Regions from separate parts of the Homo sapiens genome. Here all the other regions are linked to region 1. A link is a contact called in ENCODE Hi-C or POLR2A ChIA-PET data. All regions are on one chromosome and are shown on one strand. Each heading gives the region's core, a stretch centred on a gene start or an enhancer-like site at or near the end of the contact. The rest is flanking DNA. Distances are from core to core; before and after follow the strand shown.

Region 1 (5,708 bases), core at 165-2,664:
TGGAACTCCTGGGTCTTTCCTAGGCTTCTTGTGACCCCGCTTTTTAGCCTCCTTTCTTAATTTTCGATGATGTTCTCGAACCTATTAAAATAAAGAGATTTTGTCTGCTTACAAAAATATCTTTATACTTAAGCAGAATTCAAGTGAGAAACCAATCTGGCTGCAATTTAGTTATGCCTATAAAATGTCCTAGGAAAATGGAGCTTTAATTGGAATCTTACAAAGTAATGCATATGTAAGTATAAAACAGCAAGAAATTGTAACTAGAAGGCTCTCTATGCAGAGATTAACATGCTGAACAAATTTAGAGACTTATCACCAAATCACTGCACTTTCTCACAGCTGCACTCCTGATGCCTAAGAGCTTGTGCCCATGGTCAGTCTATCCAATGCCATTTCCCAAAACCAAATCACATTAACCCAGACTTTCCCGCAAAGGAACAGGGCAAAATCAGTTTAGCAATGTGTTTGGTACAGCTCTCTCAAGCACTACACTTACCTTTTTTTGGATTTTATACCGCTTATGGCAGGTCATGCGTTTACTTGCTTTCTTTAACTCTACAAAGAAACACATCACAAATCTGTTAACCCAAATGATTAGTTCTGGGTTAACGCACTATGGAGTTATATCCTTTTCTTGTGTTATTGGCTACCAAACCTAACGTTAAGTCTAATGCGAAATGCCTAATGCAAACATACGTGCTACTTTCAAATCCCAGAGAATTAAATTCAGTAGATCCAGAATGGAGTCAAAATTCCCTGCACTTACCCTCACAATATTAGAATGGGATCATACACAACAGCGTATGAGACACAAAACGACAACCACTTCGTGTCAAACAGCACGAATCATAAGGCAGGAGAGGAACACTGAGTCTGGGAGGCGATTCTCAGCTCTCACCTGGGCCAGTCTGCACGTGGCCACGGAAAGAAAATATTGGGCCTCAAACCTGGCTCAGACGCTGCTTCCTTACGAAAATCTAGCCTAGTCTTCCCCACCCTCTGCCCGGCTTCGTTCCGCAGAATGAGCCCGCGCGGTTAACATGATCGCCGTAGGGACTTCCAACTCTCGGTTCTACCAGGAAATAGGGCCAAGGCCTACGCGTAGGCTCCCACCCCCATACCAGCAGAGACAAAGCCGTAGCCGTAGAAGAGCGTCGTGGTGGCTGCAGCAACTTCCAGACGTGGGTCCCTCCACGCCCGCCTCCCGACCCCACTTACTAGGCCTTTTCATATTGGCTGTAGAAGGAAGCACAAACACATCAACCTGCCTCCGCTGGCGCCACGTGTGAACTGAAGCCACTGACGAGCGTCACGCACTTACGCTGCCGCCGTAAAGTGCGTCACCGCCTCTCTGCGTGCGCGGGCACGCAGTGTCGCGCGGAGCAGGGATCGCTTGGCGGCCGCGGGACTGGTTTTGCGGCGGCACCGGGAGGGGTAAGGGAGGTGAGGGCGGCGGGTGCCGAAGCGACGGCAGCGGCCGCGGCCGGAGGAGCAATAGCAGCAGCCGTGGCGGCCACGGGGCGGGGCGCGGCGGTCGGTGACCGCGGCCGGGGCTGCAGGCGGCGGAGCGGCTGGGTAAGGCCGGGCCCAGGGCGGGTGGGGCCGCTCCCCCTTGGTCAGCTGCCGGGCCTTTGTGTGGGCCCGGGCGGGCGGGAGCCGCGGCGGAAGCCCCGCCCCGGCCGTGGGGACGCGCGGGTCGGGCCGGGCGCGCGGGGTTGGGCGGGGCGCGGCGGCTGGCCTCCGGATGGGCCCAGTAGCCTTGTCGCACCTGCCGGCAGGGACAAAGGCGCACTACGGGTCGGAAACTCCCCGCGCTCCTCTTTCCCGCTCGTCGCGGGGCAGCTTCAAAGCTGTCAACGTTTCCCTCAGTCCCCAATACCAGTGACAGGTCGGGAAAGTCCTTCATTTCCTCCGTTGCTCAGGGCCTCTTTTTTTTGTTGTGGTTTCTTGACGGTTCGACACAAACTCTTAGTGATTTTCTTTCCGTATTTTTTCCGGGTATTTTAATCAATGGGACTTGTATTTATAGTAGAGGCCAGATATTTCAGCTTCTCAACACCACAAAGAATCCGGGATTTTGGGAACTGTGTATATTTCTTGGTTTGGGGAAGCACAGTTTTGTTATTATAATAAGTTTTAATTTAAAGGGGAAGAAAGAGTTGCAAAAATATAGAAAAAGCCCTGAAAAATAAGTACACGGTATAGTGGATATAGAAATTCTTACAATAATTATAGAAGCGTATGTTGGGGTGAATTGTTTTAATTAACTTACTTTCCAACACAGGATTCTTGACAAATAATTTTAGGTATTATTTTTTTCTCCATTTGGCTATGTGCTTTTCCCCAAAAAGTGCAAATTGGACTCATGCACATAAAAGAGTAGCATAATTTTTGCTTTATTACTTACAGGTCGCCCATATTTGATTTTGAGCTCCAAAATGGAAGATTGGAAAATATGTTTTGAAGAGGTGTTTCAAATTAAAACAATAAAGAGTTTATGTGTGGATGAATGGAAGGGCCTTGACCGCTTTCTTTGGCTTTGGGAATGTACAAAATACCTCAAATGTTAATATCCTACCAAAATTCCCAAGATAAGTAAATTGTGGTGTATCTATATGATAGATTACTATCAAGTCATCAAACATCATGAGGAAGAATGTTGACTTGGAAGAACCTTCACTAAAACACAGGCTGTAGAATAATATATGTGGTTTGTTAACATTTTGGTAAAAAATAATAGGTAACTAAGGCATAAATACCAAAAACCGAATGACAACGTTAAGAGTGGTTTTTTTCTTGGAAGTAGGTTTATAGGTGTTTTTTTTCCTTTGAGTCCTGTTTTCCAAGATTTTGTTTTAAACATGTATTGTATTGCTAAATATTACTAGAAATATAGGAGAGGGCTAAAGTTCATAAACGGTCGAAATACACTGTTTGTCTATAGTAAGTCGATATTCTCCCAGTTGCACATTATTAAGTATTCTTAACTGTCCACTATAAATTATTGATTGTTAGACTTTTGAACTTGTAACTGTAATCAAGGCCATTTTAAAACTTGGCATTGAACTCTGGAATCTGTCTTTCCTCTTCATGGAAAGACAAAATTGCTGAAGGGATGCTTACAGGCATTTTTTTTTTTTTTTTTTTTTTTTTTTTGAGACAAGGTCTGACTTTGTTGCCCAGGCTGGAGTTCAGTAAAGTGATCATGGCTCACTGAAGCCTTGTGCTCCTAGGCTCAAGCAGTCCTCTCACCTCAGCATCCCAAGTAGCTGGGATTACTGATGTGCAGCACCACACCCAGCTAATTTTAATTTTTGTAGAGAAAAGATCAATCTATGTTATCCAGTCTGGTCTTGAACTCTCTGCCTCAAGCGGTCATCCTGCCTCAGCCTCTCCAAGTGCTGGGACTACAGATATGAGCCCCTGTGCCTGGCTGAGGACTTTTAAACTATACAAATAAACTTTTTTTTTTGAAGGTCTCAAGTGCACTTTTTTTTTGTTTTTTTTGGAGACAGTCTTACTCTGTCCCCCAGCCTGGAGTGCAGTGGCGCAATCCCAGCTCACTGCAATCTCTGCCTCTCTGGTTCAAGCAATTCTCGTGCCTCACCCTCTCGAGTGCCTGGGATTACAGGTGCATGCCACCACCTTGCCTAGATAATTTTTTGTATTTTTGATAGAGACGGGGTTTCACCGTGTTGGCCAGGCTGGTCTTGAACTCCTGACCTCAGGTGATCTGCCCACCTCAGCCTCCTAAATTGCTGGGATTACAGGCATGAGCCACTGTGCCTGGCCCTAAGTGCACTTTTAATACATTTATTAAAAGATAAACTGAGCACATAACCTATACCAAATACTATCCTGTAAGACAGGTCTACAAAAATGAATATGCTGTTCCTGTGCCTGGGGAACATGCAGAAGTGATTTCACTTTATGTTGTTTTTTTTTTTTTCTTGAGACGGTCTCGCTCTGTCACCCAGACTGGAGTGCAGTGGTATGATCTCGGCTTGCTGCAACCTCTGCCTCCTGGGTTCAAGCAATTCTCATGCTTCAGCCTCCCAAGTAACTGGGTTTACAGGCATGCACTGCCTCAGCCAGCTAATTTTTTTTTTTATTATTTTTTTGAGACAGAGTCTTGCTCTGACGTCCAGGGTGGAGTGCAGTGGTGCCATCTCGGCTCACTGCAACCTCCGCCTCCCGGGTTCAAGCGATTCTCCTGCCTCAGTCTCCCAAGTAGCTGGGATTACAGGTGCGTGCCACCAAGCCCAGCCAATTTTTTTTGTATTTTTAGTGGAGACGGGGTTTCACCGTGTTAGCCAGGATGGTCTTGATCTCCTGACCTCAGGTGATCCATCCGCCTTAGCCTCCCAAAGCGCTGGGATTACAGACATGAGCCACCGCACCCAGCTAAATTTTTGTATTTTTCTTTAGTAGAGACAGGGTTTCACCACGTTGGCCAGTCTGGTCTCGAACTCCAAGTGATGCACTGGCCTCGGCCTTCCAAAGTGCTGGGATTACAGGCATGACCCACCACTCCCGGCATTACGTTCTTATTTTAGAGATGAAACAGATCTGAGAGGTTACATCAACTAATCAGACAACATCAAGCTGATAATCAGAGGTGGAAGACTTAGGACTCCTATTCTGGTCTTAGGAGCAAAGGTCCTGTTGTTTCTCCCACCTTATAACATTGCCCTTCTTGTCAGACTTTCAAAATACATTTTAAAATGTGTCCCATGGATAAGAAAATACTTGAAAATTATCCTTAAGTTGAAACTTTTTCTTATCTTACCAAAGTAAATTAATGATTCAAGGATATTGGGATATTGTGTCATCCGAACGACATACACATGCTGATAATGTATTTTTTTGTCATTTGATTTTCAGTGGATTATTTATAAAAGTAATTTTGAACTCCTGCCAAAATGGTTGGCCCTTTTTTTTTTTTTTTTAACCTTGTCAAATTTTTATATGGTGTCTCCAATGCAGATAGGACTTTTGGAAATAAATGTTCTTTCTCTGAATTTTTTTTTTGTGGGGGAGGGTGTTTTCCAGACCTTTTGCTCACATGAGCCATTCTTGGTTTGTTCCAGCTTGCCAACACTTGGTGTCACATGTGAGCCTCCCACATGTATTCACTCTCCATTCCAGCTCTGTGATTGAACTCTGCTCTTATTGACTAGGGGGCAGTTGGGCAGGCATGCCTCATTCCTGGAATTGACAGTCATTCCTAATGTGAGTAAAGGGGAACCTCAATGAGACATCTTTAAACATATGAAAGCATTTGGTTTTAAAATGGAAGAACTGTCAGGTACTGTTAGTGCCTGAGCCTTTGCAGCAGTTTGTTTGATAGGTACAAGAGAACTGATATGCCTGTTTTCTCCAGTTCTCTTTATCTTTCTTTAGCAGTTCTATTTGAATGTTTTCTATCTATTCGTACTCATTTTTACTCCTTCTGACCCTTCTTTTCTATTTCCCCCTTCTCTGCCTTGTTCTTCTTTTTCAGTTTTGAATATACTAACACTGAATCAGCACTTCTAAAGCCCTTCCTTCTCCCACTGGCTTCACTTGGCTTTCAGACATAATGAGGAGACTGGCTTTTCGAGGCGCTGGTTGTGCTCTGGTAAAGCTGGTAAATTACTGATTATCTACACCCTTTCCCTTTTCTGTCCTTCCTTGACTTTTTCCTTCCACCTTTCTTAAATTTT
Region 2 (5,611 bases), core at 911-3,410, 710 kb after region 1:
GACCTAGTGGAGGAAGAGCGCGTTCCTCTTTTCTTCCAGACCACTAACAACCTCAGACGCGCGTCTCTAACTGGGCGTTAGTCCAGATTCCCACCGGGCGCGAGGGACATTTCCTTGCTGCCCACTCGGGGCGCCCCCGCGCTTCTCCAAAGCGGGAAGGGCGGGGCTTAGGCTGTTGCCTTGGCAACCGAGGGTGCCCGCAGTACTAGGAAATTGTAGTGGACCTGCAGCTGGCCGCCTGCGGGGGTTTGCGGGGGGCAGGGTAAACTGTGCCCGGGTTAGGTCATTGGAATATGCGTTGACAATGACACACAGGTGCACACACGCACAAATACGAGTCTTGCCCCCACACGCTTTTCTTTTGCACAAGCTATTCCCTGCATGTACATGCAGCCTCTTTGCACACACACTGGCCCGTGTGCAATTAATCCCTTGTAATGGTACCCTCTACATCACGCACACAGTCAGGCATCAGGAAGCCAGAGAGACTGATGGAGATGCACACTTTGAAAACCACAGGCTGATCCTCAGAAATACTCAAGCACGGTCATACACACAACCGTAAGACTACACATTCACACAAGAAAGGCACATGCACAGGAAAGCAGACACGCACACACACACAAACCCCCAGAAATGCACACACGCAGACAGGTAGACACATACCCTTAAAATCACACGCACACAGAAATACACTCGGAAGACATAACGCTGACACAAGCAGGCAGACATCAACGAACACACCCCCCCCCCAAAAATATAAGCGCGCAGAAACCCACTGACGGACACCATGCAGACACACAAGCGTACACATACACCCAGACCCCCAAGAACATATGCAGACCCTGCGCGCGCACACACATTACACGCGCGCACATGCACATTCGCGGCCCCAGCGTCTGCTTCTTCCGCGGGACTCTGCCCCGGGGCGCCGGGGCAAGGGGCGGGGTAAAGACGGCCCTCCCCTGGGCCACCGGCCGGCCTCCCTCCCCCGGGAGACTCACCGGGCCCAACGGGATGAGCGGGCGGGCCCCGCCCAGGCGGAACCAGCAGCCGCACAGCGCCCCGACCATGGCTGCCTCCGCAGCTCCGCGGGCCGCTCCGGCTCTAGGCGGCCAGGAGCGCGGCCATCTCGGCGCGCCTGCGCACTCCGCAGCCGCGGGCCTGCAACCCAGTTACCGAGTCGTCTGCGTGGAGGGGGTGCTGGGGGCAGAGCCCCAGCGCTCTCTGGCCCGCTCCCCGCCCAGATTTTCGGAACTGTTTTTGGCTTGAGAGCCGGCGGAGAGCCATGTGGCTTCTTCTCAGTGGAACATCTCCACCCTGGCTCAGTTCTCTGGCCTGTATAATGGAGTTAAGGATAAAACCCACCGCACAGGGTTGTCCTAGGTTCTTAAGGACGGGTCAAGCCTCAGAACAGTGTCCGGAGCAGAGGCCTCGTTGTGTAAATGCCAGATATTGTTATGCAGCAGCTCCAGGTCTTGGCCGACCCACTTTCCTGACTCCTACCCACTCCTCCCCACCCCCTCCCCGACGCACACCCACGGTCAGAGCCTGGGCTGGCCCTGGGCTCGTTCACGTCTACTCATGGCGCCTGCCCTGGTTGGCGATGTGTTACCAACGTCTGGCCTGTCCCAGCCCAAGGCTCCGCGTGGCGACCAGGCCCAGCACTGGGAGGCTGTGCAGAGCGTGGCGTTTACTGCTTATTGCTACTCTGCAGAGGTTGGCAACATCTGACCCGCTCTACTGGCAGGAAACAGGCTCGGGGGCATTGGGAAAACGATCAAGGCCACTTGGCTGGACACTGGCGGAGCCTCGCACTCAAACCTGTCGGGCCTCAACTCCGTGCCAGGCCAACAAGTTGCCCTGGGCAGTTCAAGCTGGGGATAAGGGGGATGGGGAGCAGGAAGACAGCAGCAAGGATGCGATCCCGAAGGAACTTTCCTCCTCAGACTGCTCCATGTCCATGTGGGGCAGGTCGCTGAAGAGTTCGAAACCGTGCTCAGCACCGCGTTTGGGGCATGTGAGACCGAGAGGCTTTGGGAAACTGACGCCGCTGTGAGAACGAGTTTAGCGGAGTCTATGGACGCTGCGAGCTTGTGGCCACAAGAGGGCGCCCCGGAGCACGGCCCAGTCCCCGCCCCCGCTGGATGGGGCCCGGCCTCTTCCCAGCGTTCCTCCTCCGGCCCCAGGTCACCGCCAGCACGCGCCTGCTTCCCGTCTGCGCGAGTCCACGCAGCTCCCCAGGTACCCGCCCTGCACTCCTGACCCTTTCTTCTCTCCAGTCAAAATCCAACCCCACCTACCCCAAGTCTTCCTTTCTCGGATCCCTGGGTCCCCTCCTTGGGAGTTGCCACCATTCCCTCCCGGTGCTCCCTTCCAGAGCTAGCGAGCCAGAACCGTAGTCCGCGGAAGCAACCTGACCGCGAGGTCAACGCGTTGGGCCCCAGGTGGCAGCGCGTTGAGCACCCCGCATCCCCGGCGGGTCGCCTTTCCCACTGGGCGCTTCGGTTTCCGCCTCTAGAAAATGGGCTTTCCGGTGTGGAAGCGCGCCTGTGGTTCCAGCTACTGGGGGTGAGCCGGGAGGATCACTTGAGCCCAGGAAGGTCAAGGCTGCAGTGATCCATGATTGCGCCACTGCACTCCAGCCTGGACGACAGAGCGAGACATCTTCTCTTAAAAAAAAAAAAAAGAAAAAAAAAAAAACCGAAGAAAATGGGCTTTTAGTTCCGGCGCGGTGGCTCACGCCTGTAATCCCAGCACTTTGGGAGGCCAAGGTGGGTGGATCACTTGAGGTCAGGAGTTCCGGACCAGCTCGGCCAACATGATGAAACCCCGTTTCTACTAAAAATATAAAAATTAGGCCGTGCACGGTGGCTCACGCCTGTAATCCCAGCACTTTGGGAGGCTGAGGCGGGCGGATCACGAGGTCAGGAGATCGAGACCACCCTGGCTAACACGGCGAAACCCCGTCTGTACTAAAAAAAAAAAAACAAAAAATTAGCCGGGCGTGGTGGCGCGTGCCTGTAGTCCCAGCTACCCGGGAGGCTGAGGCAGGAGAATGGCGTGAACCCGGGAGGCGGAGCTTGCAGTGAGCGGAGATGTGCCATTGCACTCCAGCCTGGGCGACAGAGCGAGACTCCGTCTCAAAAAAAAAAAAAAAAAAATTAGCCAGGCATGGTGACGCACGCCTGTAAACCCAGCTACTCGGGAGGCTGAGGCAGGAGAATCGCTTGAACCCAGGAGGTGGAGGTTGCAGTGAGCCGAGATCATGCCACTGCACTCCATTCTGGGCAACAAGAGTGAAACTCTGTCCCAAAATAAATAAATAGAATAAAATAAAATAAAATGGGCTTTTTACCCCAATTTGGGCTCCCTCTGGCCTGCATTGACAACTCATGACCTGTAACTTACCGTTGATTGAGCACTGAGCCCTTACTACGTGCTAGGCATGGTACATGCATGGCCTTATTTAATCCTATCAACCACCTATGAGCTAGTACTATTGAATTATCCCCATTTATAGAAAAGGATAATAACGATGAGAATAAGAACAGTAATTGTAATGGAGCCCCACCACATATTGAGGTTTTACAGCAGGCACCCCCACTGATAATTTTTCTGTTTTTTGTTTTTTTGAGATGGAGTTTTTCTCTTGTTGCCCAGTCTGGAGTGCAATGGCGCGTTCTCGGCTCACTGCAACCTCTGCCTCCTGGGTGCAAGCAATTCTACTGCCTTAGCTTCCCAAGTAGTTGGGATTACAGGCGTGTGCCACCACAGCTGGCTAATTTTGTATTTTGAGTAGAGATGGGGTTTCTTTCTGCATGTTCATCAGGGAGATCTCGAACTCCTGACCTCAGGTGATCCGCCCGCCTCGGCCTCCCAAAATGCTGGGATTACAGGCGTGTGCCACCGCGCCTGGCCTAATGAGAGTTACATGTGACCATCAGCTGGCTCTTTTTTTTTTTTTTTTTTGTGACCGAGTCTCACTCTGTCACCCAGGCTGGAGCACAGTGGCACGATCTCGGCTCACTGCAACCTCTGCCTCCCGGGTTCAAGCGATTCTCCTGCTGAGTAGCTGGGACTACAGGCACGTGCCACCACACCTGGCTAATTTTTTTTTCTTTTTAGTAGAGACGGGGTTCCACCATGTTGGCCAGGGTGGTCTTGAACTCCTGACCTCAGGTGATCCACCCGCCTCGGCCTCCCAAAGTGCTGGGATTACAGGCGTGAGCCACCATGCCTGGCCGATAATTTTTCTTAAACTTTTAATTAAATTGCTAATTCTTGAAGTTGGCTTTATTGTTCCCATATTTCAGATCAAGAAGCTGAGGCCCCAGGTTACACACTAAAGTAAATGGCAGAGGCAGAAATAACACCTATGTCCTCCTGACCCCAAGGCATGTTCTTAAAGTTCTGGAAACCTCCTGGAGGCTTCCTTGCTGCTCCTCTGGGACTGCCACCCTGGGCAGGGTGTTCTGTGGCCCCTCATCATCGTGGTTTTGAACCACAGGCCCTTCACCAGCACAGCAGCAGCAGGCATGGCAGCAAGCGTGGAGCAGCGCGAGGGCACCATCCAGGTGCAGGGCCAGGCCCTCTTCTTCCGAGAGGCCCTGCCCGGCAGTGGGCAGGCTCGCTTCTCTGTACTGCTGCTGCATGGTATTCGCTTCTCCTCCGAGACCTGGCAGAACCTGGGTACACTGCACAGGCTGGCCCAGGCTGGCTACCGGGCTGTGGCCATTGACCTGCCAGGTACTTAAGGGGCAGGCTTCTGGGCAGGGTTTGGGGAGGTCTCATTAGGGACAGGGCCAGGTTCCTATAACATGTAGCCCCTCCCCACTCCAGGGGTGGGGGCGGTGGGATCTGGAGGACCCAGCCAGGCTGGGCCCTGAACTTGACAGCGTTTGGTCAAGCACACTGCAAGGGCCTCTGAGCAGTCTTGATCCAGATGTGGTCCTCACCGCCCAGCTGCTCCTCACTGTTACCTGGGCATTGTCTCAGTGTCTCTGAGCCTCTGTTTCCTCATCTGCAATGGGAGATAACCACACTCATGTTTTGGGCTCGCTCTAATGAGAATGGAATGAGATAATCCATGTGAGTATGTGGCTAGTACCTGACACAGAGTAATCGGTGCTCAGCCAATTGGAAGTAAAGTATTTTGACTGAATAATAACCATAGGCTTTTGGAAGCCCTAAGGAGTGAGACCTGAGTCTTCTGGGGGACAAGGCAGGGCCTGGTGGGTGGCCAGGCCCCCACTTGTGATCCCACATGCAAAGCCCTGAGCTGGGTTCTAGGGTAGATGGGATCAGTGCCCAGACTGCCTGTCATAACCCAGATGGCTGGGTCCCAACCCTCGGTGCCAGGTGTGAAAGGAGCAGCATGGCTGGCCCCACCCCCTCAGGCCAGGGATGGTATGGTTTCAGGGCTCAAGGGCGAGCCTCCTGCCCAGGCAGGATTGATTCCAATGGTGGGTTGGCTTGAGCTTCAGGGTGAAGGTCTGGAGCTAATCTTGTTGGTGAAGCCTGAATGACTGGAGGAGGAGCTGCAGAACCGACCCCTCAGCTGCTGTCCTTCAGGAGCCTCTCTTGTCCCAATCCAGGGCCAGGTGCCTTT
Region 3 (5,285 bases), core at 685-3,184, 570 kb before region 1:
AGGATGAGTCCCATTAGGCAGATGGGGAAATGGAGTCCACTCCCTTAGGGAGCCACTGCTCTAAGGGCCACAGAGTTGGAAGGCACAGAGCTTTCAAAGGGTTTCAAGGGTTTGCCCTTTTTCCAGACAGTGAGCAGCTTGAGGGCAGAGGTGGCACCTGCCAGGCATCTGAGGGTGGCACACTGTGGGGCCCCCCTCCAATCCTAGCCCATAGCCCTCACCAGCCAGACACCATAGGGCCAGCCTCTGCGGGCTGGGCCAGCAGGAGCCAGGTGCTATGGGATGCCATACTTAGGGTCTGATTGGGCATCTGGGGGTCAGGCCAGCAGAGGAGCACCTGGAGGCGAGCTGGGGGACTCACTCAAATTCAGTCAATCGCCTCATGAGCCAGAGCTCTCTGAGTATGGGCAATGCAGGGAGGACACAGAGGACACAGGGCGGCCACTGGTGCCTCTTGGATCTCTCAGGGTTTTAGCTCCCTGCCCAGCCATCCGTTTGAGGGTCTTGCCTTTATCTTTCCTCTGTCAAATGGAGCTTCTTCCTCTGTAAAATAGGCATTGTAGGCAGTATGTACCTCACTGGCCAAGTGTGGTGGGCAGATTGAATGAAACAGTGTCTGTGATGAAAGTCCCCTCCCTAATCCCACTCTGGGGAGCTTCATACCTCTGGGAACCATGGGGTCTGATAACAGTAGTGGTGGGTGCCCCTGTCCCTACAGACCTGGAAGCAAACCCAATAATCTCCCTAAAAGTCAGTAGTGTTTCTAGGCCCTAATAATTTGTAAAGGATCTTCCCCTAGTAATTTCTCAGTTATCATCACCTGGCATTGTCATGGCTACCACTATCCTATTCTCATTTTCAATAATCCCCATCCCCTGTGCAGGGCTCTAAAGCCCTGAGTGGCTGGGCATGGTGGCTCATACCTATAATCCGGCACTTTGGGAGGCAGAGGAGGGCAGATGGCTTGAGCCTAGGAGTTCAAGACCTGCCTGGGTAAAGTGGCAAAACCCCATCTCTACAAAACATACAAAAATTAGCCGGGCGTGGTAGTGTGTACCTATGGTCCCAGCTACTTTTGAGGCTGAGGCAGAAGGATCACTTGAGCCCAGGAGGCTGAGGCTTCAGGCAGCTGTAATCACTCCACTGCATTCCAGCCTGGGTGACCATGGGTGACCCCGTCTCAAAGAAAAAACAAGTTTTTTAATTATTAGAAAAAAGAAATAGGGCCTGGTGCGGTGGCTCACCCCTGTAACCCCAGCACTTTGGGAGGCCGAGGCGGATCACCTGAGGTCGGGAGTTCAAGATCAGCCTGACCAACATGGAGAAACCCCGTCTCTACTAAAAATACAAAATTAGCTAGGTGTGGTGGCGCATGCTTGTAATCCCAGCTACTAGGGAGGCTGAGGCAGGAGAATTGCTTGAACTCAGGAGGCGGAGGTTGTGGTGAGCCAAGATCATGCCATTGCACTCCAGCCTGGGCAACAACAGCGAAACTCAGTCTCAAAATTAAGTCCTGCAGTCTCTTGGGCCTGGGGTTGGTCGGCTGGGGCCAAGCCTGGCACCCACCAGCCTTGTGACCTTGATTGCCCTTGCCAAGCCTCAGTTTGTCCATCTCTAAAATGGGATTCGCCGTGACAAGTCCACGGAGGACTGTGTGGAGGAGGGAGACTGAGAGGCTTTCGAGTCAGGAGCCCAGACTCGAATCCTGAGTTGTTCGTTATGTTATTATTATTGGTGTGTGTGGTTAACTGCTAACCTCGCAGTCCGCAGCGGCCCAGCGCCTAGGGGAGGGGAGCGGGCAGGAGGCGGCCCCAGGCGGGGCGGGGCTGAAGGCCTGGGGTGATCCGAGCCCCGCCTCCTCCCCCTGCCCCGCCTCTCCCATCCCCGCCCCGCCCCGCCCGGCGACTTAACGCGCCCCCGCCCCGCGCCCGGCCTCGGCAGCCGCCTGTCGCCGCGGGAGCAGCCGCTATCTCTGTGTGTCCGCGTGTGCGCCCGGTCCCCGCCTGCCGCACCATGGAGAGCTACCACAAGCCTGACCAGCAGAAGCTGCAGGCCTTGAAGGACACGGCCAACCGCCTACGTATCAGCTCCATCCAGGCCACCACTGCGGCGGGCTCTGGGTGAGTGCGCGGCGCCGGCCGGGGACGCGGCTCGGGCGGGGCGGGGGGCGTCTGCGGCGGCCAGAGTCGCCGCGGGCTCTGGGTCGCGCTGCGAGATGCCTAGACGAGGAAGGTGGCCCGGGCGCCGTCGGAGGGCGGAGACGCGCGCCTCGCAGGGCCCCGGGCTGCAGGCGGCTTCCGCTGCGCCGCACACTCGCCCTACGCCCGGGCTCGGCCGCGTGGGCCTCTGGTCCTCCGTGCGCCTCAGGCCGGCTCTTCCCCACGCGGATCGCCGGCCGCGCAGCTGCATGGTGGCGCGGGGGATGGGCTCGCGACTCGCCAAGTACCCTCTAGGGTGATGCCGGGAAGGCCACCATTACTGCTGTTCTACAGAACGCGGCCCTCTTAACCCTCTCCACCACCTGGCTGTGTGGGCGCCGCCGGGAGTGTTCCCCCTTCCAGATGGGGAAACGGAGGCTCCGAGTTAGTCAGCTACCCAAAGTTACACACAGGGAGATCTGATTTGAGCCCCAGCAGTCCGACTCTAGAGACCCTGTTTTTAATTCCTCTTGCAGGAGACTCGGGGGCCCGGCCTTCTCCCCACCTCAGACTACGCTCCCCTACCCCTGTCTCCTGCCACCCCTGGGTTGGGTCCGAGTTTGGAGCAGGGGGCTGCTGAGACGCCAGGCAGCGGCGGGGCTGATTGGGGGAAGAGGGGAGGAGGGCGGTGGCACGTGGGTGCAGAACCCTGGGATCCATTGTGAAAAGGAGGTCTAAGATTTGACCTGGGGCGGGAGGAGGCGGAGGGCAAGGAGACTGAGAAGGCTGAGCGCCGGAAGGACGGAGTTCCAGGGCCCTAGCGCCGGGAGTGACGTCCTGGGGCAGGGCCAGCCACCAGGTGCTGTATCTCCCAGGCAGGAGCTGGCGTGCCTAGGCCCCAAGATCCTTCCCTGGCCAGCCCTTTTGGCCCAGAAGGTGGACACCCAAGGAGCCTCCTCTGTAGCGGAGACAGGGATAATTAATGAGGGCCACCGTGCATGCAGCTGGAGGTGTCCAGTGGGGTGGGTGAGGGGGTCAGTCAGTGAATTACTTCAGAGCCTGCTTCCCGCTCTGTAAAGCGGGGACAGTAATGGCACTTAACCACGCTGGGTGGTTTCAAGGACTCCAGTGCTCTACTTGGAGGCTGCTTTGAGGCCACAGTGCCAGCAGTGCTCCGGGCTCATGACAGGGTTGTGAGGGCTGCGTGATGGATGATTTCTCGGGACCTTCCCAAACAAGCTCTGTTTCAGACAGACAAGATTCTGGCTTCTGGCCAATTTCATTCAGGATATATTATTAAGAAGTAAATCTGTTCACCTTTCTGGGTGGATACGCATTCACCCTTTGTGCCTCTAAGACACCCTGTTCTCAGAAGGGATTAGATGTCTTTCAAAGCCCTTCCCCCACCCACTGCCTTGCACACTTTGGACCTGTTAGCTCTCCTGGGTTTGTGTCAGTCTTACCACTTATGTGGGGTATCCCCTGCCTGGGCAGGGACCTGGCTTACTCTCAGCTCCCCTTTCACCAGCCTGGCACACGGTAGCTCTGCAGGCCTTGTATTGCTTATTTGGTACTGTTGGACCTGCTACCTTTGGCCGTTTCAGGGGGTCTGAGGTCTAGCTGGAGAGAGGCAGCAATTACCCAACTAAGTAGTATTGCACATCTGAGCATCTTTCAGGGCTAGATAAAACATGCAGATGTTTACAGGGTTCCTGAGCTGCCAAGTAGGTATCTGGTATGACACAGCATCATCGTTTGTTGCATCCTGAGAATAACCCTGTGAGATAGATTGTGTTGTATTCACATTTTATAGACGGGAACACTGAGGCTAGTGTGTTAAGTTACTTGCCCAGGCTGGGAATTGGTGGCCATTCCGTACTGTCTGGTTGGGGCTCATGCTGTCAGGAATGCTTCTTGGCAGGGCATGGTGGTTCATGCCTGTAATCACAGCACTTTGGGAGGCCAAGGTGGGAGGATTGCTTGAGCCCAGGAGTTCCAGACCAACCTGGGCAACACAGTGAGACCCCATAGCTTAAAAAAAAAATTTTTTTTTTGAGATGGAGTCTTGCTCTATCGCCCAGGCTAGAGTGCAGCAGCACAATCTTGGCTCACTGCAACCTCTGCCTCCCAGGTTCAACTGATTCTCCTGCCCTAGCCTCCTGAGTAGCTGGGACTACAGGCATCCGCCACCGCACCGGCTAATTTTTGTATTTTTAGTAGAGATGGGGTTTCACCATCTTGGCCAGGCTGGTCTCTTGACCTCAGGTGATCCACCCACCTCGGCCTCCCGAAGTGCTGGGATTACGAGTGTGAACCACTGCCCCCGGCCAAACATTTTTTTTAATTGGCTAGGTGTGGTGATGTGTACCTGTAGTCCCAGCTACATGGGAGGCTGAGGCAGAGGATCACTTGAGCCCAGGAAGTTGAGGCTGTAGTGAGCCTTGAACATGCCACACACTGCAGCATGGGTGACAGAGTGAGACTGTGTCTCAAAAGAAAGAAAGAGAGAGAGAGAGAAAGAAAGAAAGGCCAAGAAAAGAAAAATAGTTGGGCATGGTGTTACATGTATGCCAGCACTTTGGGAGGCCAAGGCAGAAGGTTCGCTTGAGGCCAGGAGTTCAAGACCAGCCTGGGTAACATTAGCAAGACCCTGTCTCCAAAAATAAATAATGTTTCGGCCAGGCGCAGTGACTCATCCCTTTAATCCCAGCACTTTGGGAGGTGTAGGCGAGTGGATCACCTGAAGGTCAGGAGATCGAGACCAGCTTGGCCAACATGGTGAAACCCTGTCCCTACTAAAAATACAAAAAATTAGCTGGACGTGGTGGCGGGCGCCTGTAATCCCAGCTACTCAGGAGGCTGAGGCAGGAGAATCACTTGAACCCGGGAGGCAGAAGTTGCGGTGAGCTGAGATTGCACCATTGCACTCTGGCCTGGGCAACAAAATTGAAACTTCTTCTCAAAAAAAAAAAAGAATGCCTCTTGGGCAAGCAGTCTGTGCCAGGCTGGAGAATGGTGAAAAAGGTGAAAGGGAAGGCCAGGTACAGCCGCGGTGGATATTAGTCAGTCTGAAAGGCACTTGGAGAGAAATAAGATTTACAAATGTAGGGTGCTCCAAAAGAGTGGAATGTCAAGTGTGTCTCCTAG
Region 4 (5,852 bases), core at 3,262-5,761, 690 kb after region 1:
TCCAGGAGAAGAGCTGACTCTTATCTCTGAGAAATCCCTCCAGGCCAGCTGGCTTCTCCACCCTGATTCTGTCATCTTCCTGGATTTGTGAAATGTGCACATTTAACTCCTCAAACATGTATCAGGTCCCCATATACTCCTGGGACTGTGACAGGAACTGCAAAAACAACCCCAGGGGTCTCCAACCCCATCACTTTGCTGAGGAGACACTATGGGATCCTACTCGGGCTTTGAATTGGGTAATGGGTCTGGACAAGGCCTGGTCAAGACAACACCCTTGCAGGCCACATGGGTTGGGCTGATCACATCCAGCCCCATCCAGCCCTATCTTGTCACCCAGGCTCACATCTTTCTCTGCCTTGTGCCCAAGGCATTTGAGAGAGACCTGGCTTATGCTCTGCTGAGTCCAGATAGTGGCTCTGCCCAAGTCTACTCCATGGAGGAGGCAAGTGGAGCCCGGCCTCCAGGCAGATTTGAGATGGAGCAAGAACCACTCACTCATGGAGGGTGAGAGTGTGTCAACCCTAGAGGAAAGGTTAAGTTCTTTGCCTTTTTGTATGTGTGTGCCAGAGACTCCATTGACATATGGTGATATTTATTGACCTCTTCTCAAAATAATGTTTCAAAATATGTAAAATAGATTAAGATTACAAAAGATTTTCATGAGCAGAGAAAGATGTCCACAAATTATGACTAAATGCATAAAATCAGGTTACAGAAGAGTTCATATAGTGTAAGTTTCCATTTATGAAAGAGAGGAGTGAAAAAGGGAGGGAGGAAGAAAAGAAAGAAAGGAGGGAGGGAGGGAGGGAGGAAGAAAGGAAGGAAGGGAGAAATAAAGAAAACTATCCCTAGAAAGAATACTATCTTTATAGACATGGATGACCCTACCATCCATCCCACTTTGAAAAGCATGACAGGGACTAGGCGTGGTTGGTCACGCCTGTAATCCCAGCATTTTGGGAGGCCAAGGTGGGTGGATCACTTGAGGTTAGGAGTTCAAGACCAGCCTGACCAACATGGTGAAAACTCATCTCTACTAAAAATACAAAAATTAGCTGGGTGTGATGGCAGGCGCCTGTAATCCCAGCTACTCAGGAGGCTGAGCCAGGAGAATCGCTTGAACTGGGGAGGCGGAGGTTGCAGTGAACTGAGATCGTGTCATTGCACTCCAGCCTGGGCAACAACAGCAAAACTCTGTCTCAAAAAAAAAGAAAAAGAAAAGAAAAGCATGACAGGTCAGTGGCTCCAGGTCATGGTCCCCTTTGGCTCCTGGACAGGTCCCCTCAGGTCACAGCCAAAGTTCCTCATTCTTGTCACTGACTCCCCCTTGCCTAACAGCTGGGATTTAACTCTGGGCCAATCCCTAACACAGCCCCAGTGGTACTGCATGACCATCGTCCATCTCTGAATCTGCCTCCCCCGTCAGACCGTGGCTTTCTGCTCACTGCTTTTTCTGCCTCTGTCGTAACAGTCTAGCTAAACCAAGTCACTACTCACTTTTTAGGAGCTGCGGGAGTCGCTACCCAGCTGGAAGGCCACATAGCAGGGCAGCCTGGTTCTTTTAAAGTCATCACAGGCTGGACATGGATTACAGGCTCACGCCTGTAATCCCAGCACTTTGGGAGGCCAAGGAGTGTGGATCACCTGAGGTCAGGAGTTCGAGACCAGCATTGCCAACATGGTAGAACCCCGTCTCTACTAAAAACACAAAAATTAGCTGGGCATGGTGGCAGGTGCCTGTAATCCCAGCTACTCGGGAGGCTGAGGCAATAGAATCGTTTGAACCCAGGAGGTGGAGGTTGCAGTGAGCCAACATCGCGCCATTGCACTCCAGCCTGGGCAATGAGAGCAAAACTCTGTCTCAAAATAAATAAATAAATAAATAAAATAAATAAAAGTAAATAAATAAAGTCATCACTGCCCCCGCTGTCAGCCTCTACCCTGCTGGCTTCTCTTTCTCAAGGATGTGGCAGTCAGACCTCCTCCTCCCTGTCCCAGTCTCCACAGCCACCTCTTCAACTTCCTGAGCTGAAGTCCTGACTTGCTGTCAGGCATCACACCACCCCCACCTCCTGTAGCCCCTGTCTTTGCCCACCAGGTTCTCTACCTGTGCTCAGCACCCCACAGGGACTTTATTCCTGCAGAGACACTCTCCTCTGGGCTCAGCTGTTTCTTTCTTGGCACCAGATCATCCATCAGTATATAAGCCTGCTTTTCATTCTCCCAACTCACACCTGTCAGAATTCTCTCCCCTTTCTCAGGAATGCTTTGGTAATGAGTCATCCACATGTCCTGCCTCCACAACCTCCTTTCCGCTTCACTCCCTAAACCTCTGCAGTATGCGTCTGTCACTCCACGAACCTGGCTTGTCAAGGAACGTTCACTGGGCATGTGTTTATTAAGCTCTTGCTCTATCTACATTATGCTGAGTTAGGCAGTGGGAAAATGAAGGTGATCAAACCAGTCCCAAACTCTGGGCTCCTATGATAATGGACACATACACAACTAAGTAAACAATGCAATTAGAGTCTGGGAAAGTTCTATAAAGAAAGCAAACCATGGCCGGGCACGGTGGCTTACGCCTGTAATCCCAGCACTTTGGGAGGCCGAGGCGGGCAGACCACCTGAGGTCAGGAGTTCAACACCAGCCTGGCCAACATGGTGAAAACCCGTCTCTACTAAAAATAATTCTTTAAAAATTAGCTGGGAGTGGTGGTGTGCGCCCGTAATCCCAGCTACTCAGGAGGCTGAGGCAGGAGAATCGCTTGAACCCGGGAGGCAGAGGTTGCAGTGAGCTGAGATCGCACCACTGCACTCCAGCCTGGGAGACAGAGTGAGACTGTCTAAAAAAAAGAAAAAAAAAAAAAGAATAGAAAAGAAAGGAAACCATGAGAGGACACAGAATCACTGGTGAGATGAGGCAGTGGTTCTCTATTTTAGATAATGGAGTCCAGGGAGGCCTCTATAGGAAAGAGCACACCATCCAAAAAGCAGGGAGAAGGGCAGTCCAGGTGGCTGGGATAGCAAGTGCAAAGGTCCTGAGGCAGAACACACATTTGTGGTTGGCAGGAAAGAAAGGCAATGCGTTTGGAGAGAAGTAAATGACAGAGGTTGTCAGGGTCAAGTGGGTAAAGAATTGATCTTCAATGCAAGGGGATGTCCTTGCAGATTTAAGGGACAGGATCTGATTTGTATCTTAAAACAAGTCCCCAAGCCCCACTGCCGTGTGGAAAATGAACTATAGGGGGAAGAGGTGGAGAAGGCAACAGAGTTGTTAGAGGCAACAATTTCTCAATTCTGATGTCCAACAGGCATCTCACATTTAATGCATCCAACAAAAATATCTGGCTCATCATTCCCCCTCAAAACAAAACAAACAAAGCCCCTGCTCCCCACTCAATCTTCCATCTCTGTAAACAGCCCACCATTCACCCAGTTGTCAAGCCAAAGACATAGGGGCTATCCTTGCCTCCTTTTTCTCCCTCATCTTCTGTGTCCCAAGTCCAGTACTCTTTCTTTGTCCACTCCTCTGCATTCCCACTGTCCTCCCTCAGGTCCAGGCAGCCCTCTCTCCTTCCTCCCCTCTGCTCCTTCTCCACGAAAGAGTCAGGCGTGCTTTTCTTTTTTTTTTTTGAGACAGAGTCTCGCCCTGTAGCCCAGGCTGGAGTGCAATGGTGCGATCTTGGCTCACTGCAACCTCCACCTCCCAGATTCAAGCAATTCTCCTGCCTCAGCCTCCAGAGTAGCTGGGATTACAGGCACGTGCCACCACGCCCCGTGAATTTTTTTTTTTTTTTTTTTTTTTTTTTTGGATTTTTAGTAGAGATGGGGTTTCACCATGTTGTCCAGGCTGGTCTGGAACTCCTGACCTCGTGATCCGCCCACCTCAGCCTCCCAAAGTGCTGGGATTACAGGGGTGCTTTTAAGAACACAGATCGGCCAGGTGCGGTGGCTCACGCCTGTAATCCCAGCACTTTGGGGGACAGAGGCGAGCGGATCGCGAGGTCAGGAGTTCGAGACCAGCCTGGCCAACATGGTGAAACCCCGTCTCTACTAAAAATGTAAAAATTAGCCGGGCGTGGTGGTGGGCGCCTGTAATCCCAGCTACTCGGGAGGCTGAGGCAAGAGAATCGCTTGAAACCGGAAGGCGGAGGTTGCAGTGGGCCGAGATTGTGCCACTGCCCTCCAGCCTCGGTGGAAGAGCGAAACTCCGTCTCAAAAAAAAAAAAAAAGAAAAAGAACACAGATCTTCTTGCCCAACAACATCCCTCAAGGACTCCTTTCTTTTTCAGTATCTTGAATAAGACTTAAGAGACAGGTCCTGGAGAAACAGAGAAGGGAGGAGGCAGCCTGAAGGGGGCGGAGGCAAGCTCGTAGCACCGCCTCCACGTCTGGCTTGCGTTCTTCCGGGCTTCGGAACTTTTCTTCGCGGAGCCTGGGGAAGCTTTTCCAGTAGTACTTTCCGGCGTTGTTGACCCTATTTCCCGTGCTGCACCGCAGCCCCTTTCTCTTCCGGTTCTAGGCGCTTCGGGAGCCGCGGCTTATGGTGAGTGTTGGCCGCGCGGCATCCGATGCCATCCGCGACTTACGGGTGGCGGCGGGGCGCGGGCTGCGGAGAGGACTGGTGACCGACCGTGTGTCTGTCGGGAGCAAAAGCTGCGGGGTGGGAATGGTGCTTCTAGGTCCTAGGAGGGGGATGGCAGGGAAAGCCACTTTATTGGGGAATGCAGCTTTCCGGGGGTAAGGAGTTGATTTCAGGGCATCATTACCTGGGTTTGGGAGGCCAGGACTGGCGTTTGGTCGTGCAGAGTAAGCCGAGACTCGTGGAGGCTGCACATTCTCTGCCTGCAGGCTCATTCTGACCAGAATGGGGGGGGCAGAGGTGGCCCAGCCTGGCGAGCCCTTAACCCTGATCTCCACTTTTGTCTTCCAGGTGCAGACATGGCCAAGTCCAAGAACCACACCACACACAACCAGTGTAAGTTTTTTGGGCCCTGCCTACATCCCAGACCCTGGCAAGGACTGGTTCAGGCAAACTGGGACAGAGATGAAGGGGCACGTTTCCATTGTGGGCCTGAGGCTGATTGATTTCACCCAGTAATAACTTTAGGGTTTATAGGTTTAGAGATCTACTTGAGATACAGAGTGTTTTGCATTTAGTAGTAAGGGTTTCCCATATCTCAAGTGTAGCTGCTGTAGGAAGTGTTGGTTCTCCCAGACTTGCCAGCTGTGATGTTGGGTGGTCTTATTAGAGGAAAGTTCTTTGTTGGCTTAATTCCCTTTTTTTCTCCCACAGCCCGAAAATGGCACAGAAATGGTATCAAGAAACCCCGATCACAAAGATACGAATCTCTTAAGGGGGTGAGTGCACTGAATCACATGGAAGTGTCTTTTCTTGGTTCCAGGTGCACAGTCAAGGCCTCTCATGTAGTTTTTCTCTAGCTTTGGCTTCTGCCTGAGCACAGCCTAACTGGCCCACCCAAAGCCTGCAATTCCTTTTTCTACCCTACCAGACCCATAATAAAGCTTTCCTTGGTCTCCACAGCCTGAAGTGTAACCCTCTGGTCAGGGTGTAACCTGCCTCCTGAGGGCAGTTTGGCTATCTCCCTTGCTTGGCAGTGGCACTTAGGGTAAGGAGTGGCCTTGTCTGAGTGCGTGCAGGGCACATTCCCACACTGACCAGCCTTATGACCTCCATCTGACCCAGTGCTGGAGTTGGGGTCAGCTTCTCTTCCTGTGTCAGGGGGTTCTAAGGATTAGCTGAGAAGGCTGGAGGGTCTAGGGGAGAGCTGAGCATGTCCCCAGTCTGTTCCTTCCCTTTACTTTTGCTCTCTGTTCCGTGGAGTGAA

Evidence for each region. A loop is a pair of places that touch in the nucleus more often than their neighbours do. ChIA-PET counts read pairs that join two places held with the same protein, here RNA polymerase II (POLR2A). Pooled maps may share reads with other maps.
Region 2: a loop to region 1 is called in a pooled map, with 5 times the contacts of the local background. The contact joins the promoter of ABHD14B here to the promoter of PBRM1 in region 1. A Hi-C loop is called at or near these places in 1 of 168 maps with a recorded cell type or tissue (sciatic nerve) and 14 of 50 pooled maps. POLR2A ChIA-PET finds 5 or more read pairs at or near these places in 2 of 52 experiments (HCT116 and activated T-cell).
Region 3: a loop to region 1 is called in a map with no recorded cell type, with 11 times the contacts of the local background. The contact joins the promoter of TKT here to the promoter of PBRM1 in region 1. A Hi-C loop is called at or near these places in 1 of 37 single-sample maps with no recorded cell type and 8 of 50 pooled maps. POLR2A ChIA-PET finds 5 or more read pairs at or near these places in 1 of 52 experiments (T-cell).
Region 4: a pooled map shows a loop between it and region 1 (10-fold over the local background). The contact joins the promoter of RPL29 here to the promoter of PBRM1 in region 1. A Hi-C loop is called at or near these places in 1 of 168 maps with a recorded cell type or tissue (sciatic nerve), 1 of 37 single-sample maps with no recorded cell type and 12 of 50 pooled maps.

Annotation. Positions count from the first base shown.
Region 1 is chr3:52,681,619-52,687,326 of GRCh38, reverse strand. It overlaps PBRM1 (polybromo 1), which reads left to right and starts at 1,414. Exons shown (of 32, transcript NM_001405607.1): 1 at 1,414-1,578. GNL3 (G protein nucleolar 3) reads right to left here and starts at 1,295. Exons shown (of 15, transcript NM_014366.5): 1 at 1,222-1,295; 2 at 500-558; 3 at 1-81. The coding sequence starts at 1,234. RefSeq lists enhancers at 1,068-1,137, 1,132-1,820 and silencers at 1,458-1,607, 1,678-1,827.
Region 2 is chr3:51,970,598-51,976,208 of GRCh38, reverse strand. It overlaps ABHD14B (abhydrolase domain containing 14B), which reads left to right and starts at 2,160. Exons shown (of 4, transcript NM_001146314.2): 1 at 2,160-2,244; 2 at 4,511-4,749. The coding sequence starts at 4,539. ABHD14A-ACY1 (ABHD14A-ACY1 readthrough) reads right to left here and starts at 1,145. Exons shown (of 17, transcript NM_001316331.2): 1 at 1,005-1,145. ABHD14A (abhydrolase domain containing 14A) reads right to left here and starts at 1,145. Exons shown (of 5, transcript NM_015407.5): 1 at 1,005-1,145. The coding sequence starts at 1,073. RefSeq lists silencers at 1-236, 842-1,221, 2,052-2,221, 2,442-2,591 and enhancers at 1,822-2,001, 2,035-2,971.
Region 3 is chr3:53,252,671-53,257,955 of GRCh38, reverse strand. It overlaps TKT (transketolase), which reads left to right and starts at 1,934. Exons shown (of 14, transcript NM_001064.4): 1 at 1,934-2,120. The coding sequence starts at 2,014. RefSeq lists a silencer at 1,648-2,337.
Region 4 is chr3:51,994,554-52,000,405 of GRCh38, reverse strand. It overlaps RPL29 (ribosomal protein L29), which reads left to right and starts at 4,511. Exons shown (of 4, transcript NM_000992.3): 1 at 4,511-4,549; 2 at 4,937-4,981; 3 at 5,300-5,364. The coding sequence starts at 4,945. RefSeq lists an enhancer at 4,407-4,566.